Linked DNA regions of Homo sapiens: regions 1, 2 and 4 are each linked to region 3. Evidence: chromatin contacts called from ENCODE Hi-C or POLR2A ChIA-PET data. All regions are on one chromosome and are shown on one strand. Each heading gives the region's core, a stretch centred on a gene start or an enhancer-like site at or near the end of the contact. The rest is flanking DNA. Distances are from core to core; before and after follow the strand shown.

What was found. A loop is a pair of places that touch in the nucleus more often than their neighbours do. ChIA-PET counts read pairs that join two places held with the same protein, here RNA polymerase II (POLR2A). Pooled maps may share reads with other maps.
Region 1: a pooled map shows a loop between it and region 3 (30-fold over the local background). The contact joins the promoter of LINC02930 here to the enhancer-like site in region 3. A Hi-C loop is called at or near these places in 20 of 37 single-sample maps with no recorded cell type and 4 of 50 pooled maps.
Region 2: a loop to region 3 is called in a map with no recorded cell type, with 29 times the contacts of the local background. The contact joins two enhancer-like sites. A Hi-C loop is called at or near these places in 8 of 37 single-sample maps with no recorded cell type and 7 of 50 pooled maps. POLR2A ChIA-PET finds 5 or more read pairs at or near these places in 1 of 52 experiments (GM12878).
Region 4: a map with no recorded cell type shows a loop between it and region 3 (11-fold over the local background). The contact joins the promoter of SFXN4 here to the enhancer-like site in region 3. A Hi-C loop is called at or near these places in 3 of 37 single-sample maps with no recorded cell type and 6 of 50 pooled maps.

Annotation. Positions count from the first base shown.
Region 1 is chr10:120,607,251-120,609,950 of GRCh38, reverse strand. LINC02930 (long intergenic non-protein coding RNA 2930) reads right to left here and starts at 1,369. Exons shown (of 5, transcript XR_002957103.2): 1 at 1,178-1,369.
Region 2 is chr10:119,119,246-119,121,945 of GRCh38, reverse strand. DENND10 (DENN domain containing 10) reads right to left here. Exons shown (of 9, transcript NM_207009.4): 5 at 1,494-1,605. Among named protein-coding and RNA genes, the nearest start is that of DENND10, 16 kb to the right of the region's middle. RefSeq lists an enhancer at 1,095-1,389. Within about 2 kb of position 1,430, at least 7 of the 41 ENCODE cell types and tissues checked have a DNase peak (open chromatin) inside an H3K27ac peak, as active enhancers do; they include GM12878, where a contact is called at or near this core.
Region 3 is chr10:119,702,800-119,705,499 of GRCh38, reverse strand. No RefSeq gene overlaps it. Among named protein-coding and RNA genes, the nearest start is that of INPP5F, 22 kb to the left of the region's middle. RefSeq lists enhancers at 543-822, 1,453-1,502, 1,513-1,562. Within about 2 kb of position 1,404, at least 6 of the 41 ENCODE cell types and tissues checked have a DNase peak (open chromatin) inside an H3K27ac peak, as active enhancers do; they include GM12878, where a contact is called at or near this core.
Region 4 is chr10:119,164,369-119,167,068 of GRCh38, reverse strand. SFXN4 (sideroflexin 4) reads left to right here and starts at 1,355. Exons shown (of 14, transcript NM_213649.2): 1 at 1,355-1,532. The coding sequence starts at 1,422. RefSeq lists silencers at 1,207-1,676, 1,718-1,904.

The DNA.
Region 1 (2,700 bases), core at 120-2,619, 900 kb before region 3:
GTTATCTTTGGGGTCTTATTTTTCCCAGAATGCCAATACTGGTCTACTGAACCTAGACCTCATCTTTCCATTTCGTGACACAACTGCTTTCTTCTGAGCACAAAATGGAGCTGAGAGTCAAGACAATTACGCGATTACATTCAGATGACAAACTTTTTGGTCTTAGCATTTGATAGAAGAAAAAATATTTTATTAACATAAAACTTGCTGATGGGTATCCAAAGCCTCCACTTCATCACACACAGTGCAGACATGGCCTTTGAGTGCACACCAAGCTTAGTAACCTCCTTGCTCACTAAACTGTGGTGCTTCTCTTTTCACAAACATAAGCTGGGATCTTAGCAATTCCCCATCTGTCCACAGGTGAATATGTTATTTGAGAGAGGAGGCAGCTGCTACAACTCTTCATGGAAAACCAACATTGTAATTGCAAAAATAATTTGCAAATGATATTTCATGTGTTGCATTATTGCTTGTGATACTGATGGTTTATTAACCTACTTTCTTCTTATTTCTATGGGAAAACACAAAGACCTCATTTTTCCCTCAGATCACGTCAAAGTTAGGATGGATTTAAATGTACATTTATTTATTTATATACAGATATTCAGATAAGTTGGACAGCCACATCCCTACATTTTCTAAAATGACATAATGGGCATCAATAACAGGGTAAAATTGTGGCTCTGAGCCATCAGACAGAAACTGACGTTGCAGCCCAGCTGTGTGTACACAAACACTCAGGCTGATGAAGGAAGGCCACGGAATTCAAACCAGCACATCTTGCTGCTTTGCATTCAGCCTGCATCACCCGGGACAGAAAAACAGTGTGCTAATGAGAGAAAAAGTTGAACAACATAGAGTTCCTCTTTACAGGTTCCTAACATTATCTGGACAAACTGAGTGTTAGAGCTGGCCCGAGGGCTGATGGTGAGCAAGGGAACCGTCCAGGAGCAAATGAAACTGTCACGAAGGAAATGCCAGGCTCAGATAGACCCCACTCAGGAGGAAGGAAACCAGTGAGAAGGGAGGAAGGGGACCCCATCTCTGTTTCAGGACTTGGACTCATGGTTACTGTCCCTTGCTAAGAGCAATGTCCATTCTGTTCAGTCACGTGGGATGCAAACTCTAAACAAACCTTGATGAAGAGGAAAAGAGAATGCATTGGCTCAAGTACCTGAAAAGCCCAGGGCAGGGCTGGTTTCGGGCTTGGCTGGATTCAGAACCCAAGTGATTTCAGGAGTTCACTCCCTCCATGTTTTGCCTCTGATTCCTCTGCCTGGGATCCACCCAGAAGCACCTTCTGCAGTAAGATTGCTGGAGCTGTCCAGGTTCCCCATTCCATCCTCACAGCAACTCTAGCCAAAAGAGAGTTTCTCTTTTTCAGTGGTTTCCATTGAAACCATAGAACTGAGTCTCAGTAGCTCTGATTGGTCAGCTGTGGGCCACATGTTCATCCCTTAACCAATCACTATGGTCAGAGAGATATGGTATTCTCATTGGCCAGGCAGGGTCACATGCTCATCTCTGAAGCTGAGGTGGGGTCAGCCCCACATTGATCACTTGAACAGGGGAAGACTGAATCGTTATCAAAGAAGAGTTGAATTCTATCAAGGGGCCAGGAGTGTAGGACAGCAAACAAAAACAGGTAACCACCTCAGGTTAAAAAACTGCCTGAAGGGAGGGGTCACGGTTTACAGATGGCAAGGAAATCCTAGATACAATGCTAAATAGTGGCTTCATTAGTCATCATCCCACTTGTATCCATGCAGGCTAACAGATTCTGTCATGGATTAGGGCTCTGCTCTTACCAGCCATCATTCTGACCATGCCCACTGTTGAGGACTATGGCTCCCAAGTTGGTCTTGCCATGAGATTTTAAAAGCATGAAATTATCAAGGACAATTAGAATGAATTTGTCTTCATCATCAGCCAGTCAGAAGTTTTGAGAACTAATAATGCTTAAAATCTATAGTGATCGCCTTTAATTATTCTTTCAGCCTGTAAGTTTTCACGTTTTCTTGGCTGACTTTTAATAATGAAACCTGCTGACTTTTAATAGTGAAACCACTGTTCTGACTCATTATTTATATCAGGTGTGTTTCCAATGTGAACTTATAAAGTGGTAGACATTTCTTGGTTATTTTATGTTTTGTTAAAAGTATCAGGGATCATTATGTCTAAGTTTGTTAATTACGTTGATACTTCTCCCAAGGGTTCCATTACTCTCAATGTCAGACAACTGGGAGAAGTTGTTCTGAAAGTCATAGACAGCAGACAAGAGCCTTTTAACTGATGTATTCATTTCTTTAAGAGGCCATGAACTGGCAGTGTCTTCTCTCTGGAATCTCTGTTAGTCATTCCTACTGACTCATAGCAATTCGCTCTCTGAGCAGAAGTTCCCATGAGAGAAGACCCCACTAGATGGTGATGTCAACTGATGGAAGAATTTTGGATGATGTTTACAAAGCAAGGAGGTCTTGTGAGTCTCACCAGCAGGCCAGTGTCAAGTGGAAGAGGCCAGGCCTGGCTGTTGGCCATAGGCTTGGCTGGAATTGGCAAAGGTGCCATTTTAACTTCCACACCCTGCTCATGGCTACCCACTCTACTCCTAACCAAGCTATTTATACCACAAATGCCTGACTACAGATATGGGGACATAAGTGAATGAGAGAGAAAAAGAACGAGAATGGGAAGCAT
Region 2 (2,700 bases), core at 181-2,680, 580 kb after region 3:
CTTTGTTCTTTTCATTACCTTATACCTATACTCTGCCAACCTTAATTTTCTCATTCATAAAACAGGGTAAAAATACTTCCTTGCAGGGTTCTTGTTATGAGTAAATTTAATAATTTAAGGTATCTTACAAAATGCCTGACATACAGTAAACCCAACACGAATGCTAAGTCCTCTTGCTTTTAAAGAAGGACCTGGCCGGGCACAGTGGCTCATGCCTGTAATCCCAGCACTTCAGGAGGCCGAGACGGGCAGATTACGAGGTCAAGAGATCGAGACCATCTTGGCCAACATGGTGAAACCCCATCTCTACTAAAAATACAAAAATTAGCTGGGCGTGGTGGTGCGCACCTGTAGTCTCAGCTACTCGGGAGGCTGAGGCAGGAGAATTACTTGAACACGGGAGGTGGATGTTGCAGTGAGCCAAGATCGCGCCACTGTACCACTCCAGCCTGGTGACAAAGCGAGAGATTCTGCCTCCAAAAAAAAAAAAAAAAAAAAAAGGACCTAATGGCTGGGTGTGGTGGTTCATGTCTGTAATCATCTCAACGGAGGCAGGAGAATCACTTGAGCCTAGGACATCGAGACCAGCCTGGCCAACATAGTGAGACCCCAGAAACCCCATCTCGACAAAAAATATAAAAAAAATAAAAATGAAAAAAATTTAAAAGGACCTAATAACAAGTTAGATTTAGTAAACAAAAAATCTTTAAAAATCTGTATGGCAGGTGGGGGAGCTGTTAGAGGGGACAGGGCCTGGCAGGCACCTCCTGGCCCTGAACTGACCCTCCTGGCAAAAAAATTATTAACAACAACAAAATCTACATTTATTTTGGCCGGGCACAGTGGCTCACACCCGTAATTCCAGCACTTTGGGAGGCCAAGGCATGAGGATCACTGGAGCCTATGAGTTTGAGACCACCCTGGGCAACACAGCAAGACCCCATCTCTACTAAAAATGAAAATAAAATTTAAAAAATCTATATGTACTATCAAAGTAAGAGTCTTTGTCCTGCTCTAAAACTTTTTAATTAAAACAAGAAAAAAAAAAGAGTCTTTGATAAAACTGAACAGAAGGAACAATTTACCTGAAACGGGTCAGCAAACTATGGCCCACAGCCTAGCTGCCTGTCCTTGAAAATAAAATTTCATTGACCACAGCCATGCTGAGTCATTTATGTACGTGTCCTCCATGGTTGCTTTTGTGCTACCTAGGCAGTTGAGTAGTTGGGGCAGTGACCATATGGCTCACAAACCTAAAATATTTACTGTCTGGCAAGGAAAAGTTTGCTAATCCCCTGCTCTAAAATAGTCATAAATAGTCCAAATCAGTAACCTTGAACTACTAGAGCTAAACAGAAACTTCAGACCAAAGGTGGTATTTCACCACATGCTATTTATAGCAAATGTGCAACACAGCAGAGCACACAGTAACATCTAGTGCTGCGAACTGTCTGCCAACAAAGTTAACACTTTTTTATAATTAGAGGTGATACCTGGTGAACTCCTGGACCGCTTCTATCTTGGGGTGATACACCACAATTCTTTTCTTTAGCATCAGTGCTGTGTGTAAGATAACAGTTTCCATTCCAAACTGAGATACAATGTCTTCAAAAAAGAGAAATTGTAATGTTACTGCATTACACATCATGCAAAGAAATAAAGATTTTTTTTTCTTTTTTTCTTTTTTCTTTTTTTTTTGAGACCGAGTCTCACTCTGTCACCCAGGCTGGAATGCAGTGGCAAGATAGTTGCTCACCGCAACCTCTGCCTCCTGGGCTCAAGCGATTCTCCTGCTTCAGCTTCCCGAGTAGCTGGGATTACAGGCACACACCACCACACCTGGCTAATATTTGTATTTTTAGTAGAGACGGGGTTTCACCATGTTGGCCAGGCTAATCTCGAACTCCTGACCTCAAGTGATCCACCCACCTCAGCCTCCCAAAGTGTTGGGATTACAGGTGTGAGTCACAGCACCTGACGTACAAAATTATTTTTAATACAGAGAATTTAGGCAAATGTTGTAAAGCATACAAACACTTTATTTGGTGGAAGAGTAGATCTATCCTATGTCAGCTTCCCAGGACGTGTGCTCTGCCCCGCAAGGGACTCTATGATGGGATGCATAGAGGAAGCTAGACTCACAAAAAACTGAAACAACTGATGTGAAGGGAACCAGCATCTTTCTGTATCATTAAAACTTCCTGATTTAAAAAAAAAAAAAAAAATGTCTGCCAGGTGCAGGGTGACTCATGTCTGTAATACCAACACTTTGGGAGGCCAAGGTGGGAGGATCACTTGAGCCCAGGAGTTTGAGACCAGCCTGGGCAACACAGGGAGACTGTCTCTAAAAAATGTTTAAAAATTAGCTGGGGCTGGGCACAGTGTCTCACACTGTAATCCCAGCGCTTTGGGAGGCCTAAGCAGGCAGGTCATCTGAGGTCAGGAGTTTGACACCAGCCTGGCCACCATGGTGCAACCCCATCTCTACCAAAAATACAAAATTAGGCTGGGCACAGTGGTTCACACCTGTAATTCCAGCACTTTGGGAGGCCGAGGCGGGTGGATAACCTGAGGTCAGGAGTTCGAGACCAGCCTGGCCAAAATGGTGAAACCCCATCTCTACTAAAAATACAAAAATTAGCGGCCGGGCGCGGAAGCTCATGCCTGGAATCCTAGCACTTTGGGAGGCCGAGGCAGACG
Region 3 (2,700 bases), core at 155-2,654:
TTTTTTAAATCATAAAAATGTCAATCATAATCAACACCTAATGTGGGAAAGTATCTTCCTCTTAAAAATATTAAGAAGGTGGCTGGGTGCAGTGGCTCACGCCTGTAGTCCCAGCACTTTGGGAGGCCAAGGTGGGTGGATCACAGGAGTTCGAGACCAGCCTGGCCAACATGGTGAAACCCTATCTCTACCAAAAACACAAAAATTAGCTGAGTGGGAGGCACCTTGTAATCCCAGCTGCTTGAGAGGCCGAGGCAGGAGAATCACTTGAGCCCAGGAGGCAGAGGTTGCAGTGAGCCAAGATTGCGCCATTGCACTCCAGCCTGGGCGACAGAGCAAGACTCCATCTCACAAAACAAAAACAAAAACAAAAAAAAATTAAGAAGGTGAGCAATGAGCAACAAAAACGTCTAAATTTTGCAGACAGAATAAGAGCCCAAAGGTTGTACACACTGAAAAACAAAACCGAATAGCTATTCATATTTTCCTTAAGGTTTGAGGACAAAGAAGCTCTAGAAGAAGGTTATACTGGAGCCAGAAAGGAAGCATACAAAAATATCCCTATCTATTTTTGTAAAGACAGGGTCTCACTCTGTTGCCCAGGCTGCTCTTGAACTCCGGGCCTCAAGTGATCCTTCTGCCTCAGCCTCCGAAAGTGCTGGAATTATAGACGTACCCCACCACCTGTGGCTGAGTTTCTCTTTCAACCGACAAATAGAACCTTTCTTGGAGTTAGAAAGTAGGAGATCAGGAGCTTCTCACTAATGATGGTGTAATTCAGCAATGGATCCCTTTTCGGGTCATCAGCTTAGTGTCAGTTCCTGGTTCTATCTGACTCATTGCAGTAGTGGGAGGTTTCGAAAACTTGAAGTCAGGAGGGTTTACATCAATTTCACATATTACAAACAACAACAACAACTCACAGCGCTAGGGAGGCATCCCATTCTACTCATCTTTACAACCTGACAAGAACAGGAATACATTCAACAGAAATATTCTTCTCTGCTACGAACAGATTGAAATAAATACCTGAGTTCCTGATAGAATGGAAAATAACAGCTTTCCATAGGTGCGGAATCACCAATGACATCAGAACAAAAATTATTGCTCGGTACCAAGGAGAAAATGTCTTGAGGACAAGATGTGAATAACAAGTTCAGAAGAAGGGAAGGTCAGTCAAAAAAAAAAAAAAAAAAAAAAAGCAGCCTCCTGGGCGACAGAGCAAGACTCAAAAAAAAAAAAAAAACGAAGATGAAGGATGATTATCATGCTACCTCTAAATTTCTACAGCAGGCTCCATAGAGCTCAAAATACTTTAAAGACGTATTTTTATTCTGAAGTAGCAGGAAGGAAATATCAGCAGCGTTTACAGATGTTGAAACTGAAGCATCACATCATTGGGGGATGCCCAGTTCTCCCTGCAGCATCTACTAGCTGTGCAGGATGGGGCCTACAGAGTGAGTTTCTGTCTTTCCTAGGAGCTTACCAACTCAGTCATCAGAAGGTTTCCCCAATCCAAATATATATTATTTTAATGTAAAAATAGAATATGTTGGCAGGGCGTGGTGGCTCACGTCTGTAATCCCAGCACTTTGGGAGGCCAGGGCAGGTGGATCACGAGGTCAGGAGATAGAGACCATCCTGGCTAACACAGTGAAACACCGTCTCTACTAAAAATATAAAAAATCAGCCAGGCATGGTGGCGGGCACCTGTAGTCCCAGCTACTGGGGAGGCTGAGGCAGGAGAATGGCGTGAACCCAACAGGCAGACCTTGCAGTGAGCCGAGATCGTGCCGCTGCACTCCAGCCTGGGCAGCAGTGCAAGACTCCGTCTCAAAAACAAAGAATATGTTAATAATTATATTAAAATTTCCATCAGAAACCTCAAGGCTATTGAGAACCAGGATTAATCTACTGATTACAATAAGAGAGGGGGCTGGGCACAGTGGCTCATGCCTGTAATTCCAGCACTTTGGGAGGCTAAGGTGGGAGGATTTCTTGAGCCCAGGAGTTTGAGACCAGCTTTGGCAACATAGTGAGACCCCATCTCTATAAAACATAAGTGAATTAATAAATAAAATAAGAGAGGGGACAAAGAGATGTGGTCATTTGGTCAGTGTATTGGTTTTCTAGGGCTGCTGTAACAAATGACCATAAAGTGGGTGGCAGTAAACAACAGAAGTGTATTTTCTCACAATTCTGGAGGCTAGAAATCCAAAATCAAGGTGTTGGCTGGGCCAGGCTCCCTCTGAAGGCGCCAAGGGAGAATCCTTCCTTGCCTTTTCCAGCTTCCGCAGGCTGCCTGCAATTCTTGGTGTTCCTTGGCTTGTAGATATATCACTCCAATTTCTGTCTCATTTGTCACACGGCACTCTCCCTGTGTGTCTGTATCAGTGTTCAAATTTTTCTCTTCTTATAAAGGTACCAGTCATTGAACTAGTGTTCCAGTAAAACCTCATCTTAACTTTTTTAGATCTACAAAGGATGTATGTCCAAATAAACTCACATTCATAGGTACCGGGGATTAGGACTTGAGCATATCTTTAAGGGGACATGATTCAGTCAGCAATAATCAGTTTGAAAACAAGATATTACTACCTAGTGGTAAATACACTCAAAACTACCAAAGGCCATGACTCTCCCCCCAAAAATGGAGATAGCATCATCTTTACTGTTGAAATAGCCCAGAATGTCTTTCTG
Region 4 (2,700 bases), core at 106-2,605, 540 kb after region 3:
GCCAGGCCAAGGACTTTAGGTTCTGTTCTGGGGTGGGGAATGTCAGGAAGGATTTGAAAAGAAGAGTGACATCAACTTGTTCTAAGAGAATCACTCTGGCTCCTTTGTTAAGACGACATAGCAGTCCAAAGTGGGGAAGCAGGCCAGCGGGCTGGCTTTGTGACATCCTGGAGGGTAGAGACAACAGAATAGAACAGCACGCTACATACTGCACTGGTGCTTAGATGGATTTCTGCGGCATAAGGGTAGAAGTGGAGGGGGCACCTTACTCAACTCGGAGGGTCAGGGAAGGCTTCCTGGAAGAGGAGATAAACCCCTGGAGGTTAAGAAAAGTGAGCTAGGCAAACTGAGCAAATACAGAAGCAGAGTCATACAGGCCTGAAGGACGCCATGAGCCAATTTCCTGTTCCTGGAGGCGCAGGGCAAGGGAAGGAATTGGCCCGCTGGAGGTTAATGGCCAATACTGAGCACTTCTGAGGGCTCAGTGCTGTGTTAGGGATGTTTTATCTCCTTTGATCAGAAACAAAACCCTGAGATAGGTACAATTGTTATCCTCATTTTGCGGATGGGAAAATAGACTTCGAGATACTGACTTGGCGAGGGTCACACAACTAGATGATGTGCTGGGTCCCCCAGTCCTGGACTCCGGAGGCCCCCTGAACGACCTAGGCACACTTGTGGCTTCCGTGAATTTAAGTGCACACAGCCCCCGCCTGGCCCTGTGCTGGGGAAGGGCAGGTGGGAGGAGGAAGGGAAGGCAGGTTTTTCTTTACAAATGGTACCTATTTGGTAGTCAACAAAAGGAACTGGATTTGCCCCAACACTGGAAGAAAAAAAAAAACAACCTGTTGGGCTGAGGGATAGTGCACTGTGCCCAGGGCCCTATACTTGGTTTGATGCTCTGGTGTTACTCTCTTGAAATTCTCAGTAACATGAATAAGGGGCACCGCATTTGACATTTTCCCTGGGCTGAGACCATGATGCAGCCGGCCTGACTGCGCAACACCATGCACACTGGAATTCGTGGGCCATCGGAGGGATTTTCGAGGGTAATGACCAGGGGTAGGGCGCGGCAGAAGCGCAGGGTGAGGTTGCGGACGGCCTCACTCACAACCTTTCCGGGTCTTCGCATTAGGTACTGTGATGACGGGTTCCGATAGTGACCCCTTGGGGCCTGGAGACGGCCCGGCTCCCCAAAGGTGCGGAGCAGGGCAAGCAGGGTTGGGAGGACGTGGCCCGTGGGAGAGCTGCGCTCGCCGGAACAGTGGGCGCGCAAGGGCCCCGAGGCGCTGTGACACGGGACGTCGGGCGCGCGGGCCTGGGGCGGGAACTGCGGGTGCGCGCGGCCCGGGGCGGGGCTCGCCGCCCGGCTCCTCCTCCACGCGCGGCCTGGCGGCGGCGGCCACTCTAACCAGCGCAAAATGTCCCTGGAACAGGAGGAGGAAACGCAACCTGGGCGGCTCCTAGGACGCAGAGACGCCGTCCCCGCCTTCATTGAGCCCAACGTGCGCTTCTGGATCACCGAGCGCCAAGTACGGCCCGGGCCCGGCGCGACTAGGGGCAGGGAGGGGGCGGGCCGGGCCGCGTGGAGTCGGGCTGACCCGGGTGACCTTGGCCAGGCCACGTGGGCGCCCCCTGTCTCCGTTTCCTCCTCTCGGAGTTGTGCCGGGAACGCGCACCACCGGCCTTCACCCCTTAGGGCGCGGCAGGGGACGCAGGGGAAATCGAAGCTGCCAGATGCCCACGACCACAACGTCACCCTCCAGATTGCCCTCTCGGAGGGGCCCAGTCCGCGCAGGTGGCTGCTCCCTACTGCCTGAGCTGTGGCTGAGCAGCAGATTGGGGAGAAACAGGCTCTCGCACCTTGGTAAGCTCAGCCACTTTCGGTGAGACCCCCGAGGCTTTGGGAAGCCACCCTTGGGCAGGACATAAGCAGGACTTATCTCCCTGCAGCGTCTAGGGCAGCACCGTCCAATAGAAATATGATGTGAGCCTTACAGGTAATTAAACATTTTCTAGTAGCCACATTAAACAAGATAAAAACAGCTGAAATTTTTAACAATACAGTACATTTAGCCTAGCAGGTGCAAAATATTAACATTTCAACATGTAATCAGTAAAAAACATTGCTGAGATATTTTACTCGCTTTTTTGGTACAGAGTGTTCCAAATCCGGCGTCTGTTACCTTCACAGCACATCTGGGTTCAGCCGCATGTGGCGAATTGGAGAGCAGGGCTTTAGGGGGTTCTCTTTGAGGCCTCTCCTAAAGTGGGGTCCAGCCCTGTTTTTTTTTTAGGTGGGGAAATTGAGAAGGGGCGGTGAGCTCAGGTTGCTCCAGCAGAGCCAAGGCTTAAAGCCAGAACCACTACAAAGTTTAGAGTTTGCTGGAGCAAACCTCTTTTTCCCCAGTGTGACCCCAGCTGCACCATTGAGCCCTTAATGGGGCGTCCATCCTTTGTCACTGGAGTGAAGCCTTATAGCAAGCAGAGAGTGAGGCCACAGACTCTTGAGATATTCTAGGCCATTGCTTCGAGGTCGTATGTGAGATATGAACGTAAGACCATTTGAACCCCCAAAGTCTGGGATTTTAACCCTCAAGGGCAATTTGATACTGAGAGGTTAAGGGCACAGACTTCTGAATCATTTCCTGGCTGTGTTGCCTTGAGTACATTCAGGAGTCCCTCTAAGCCTCAGCTTCC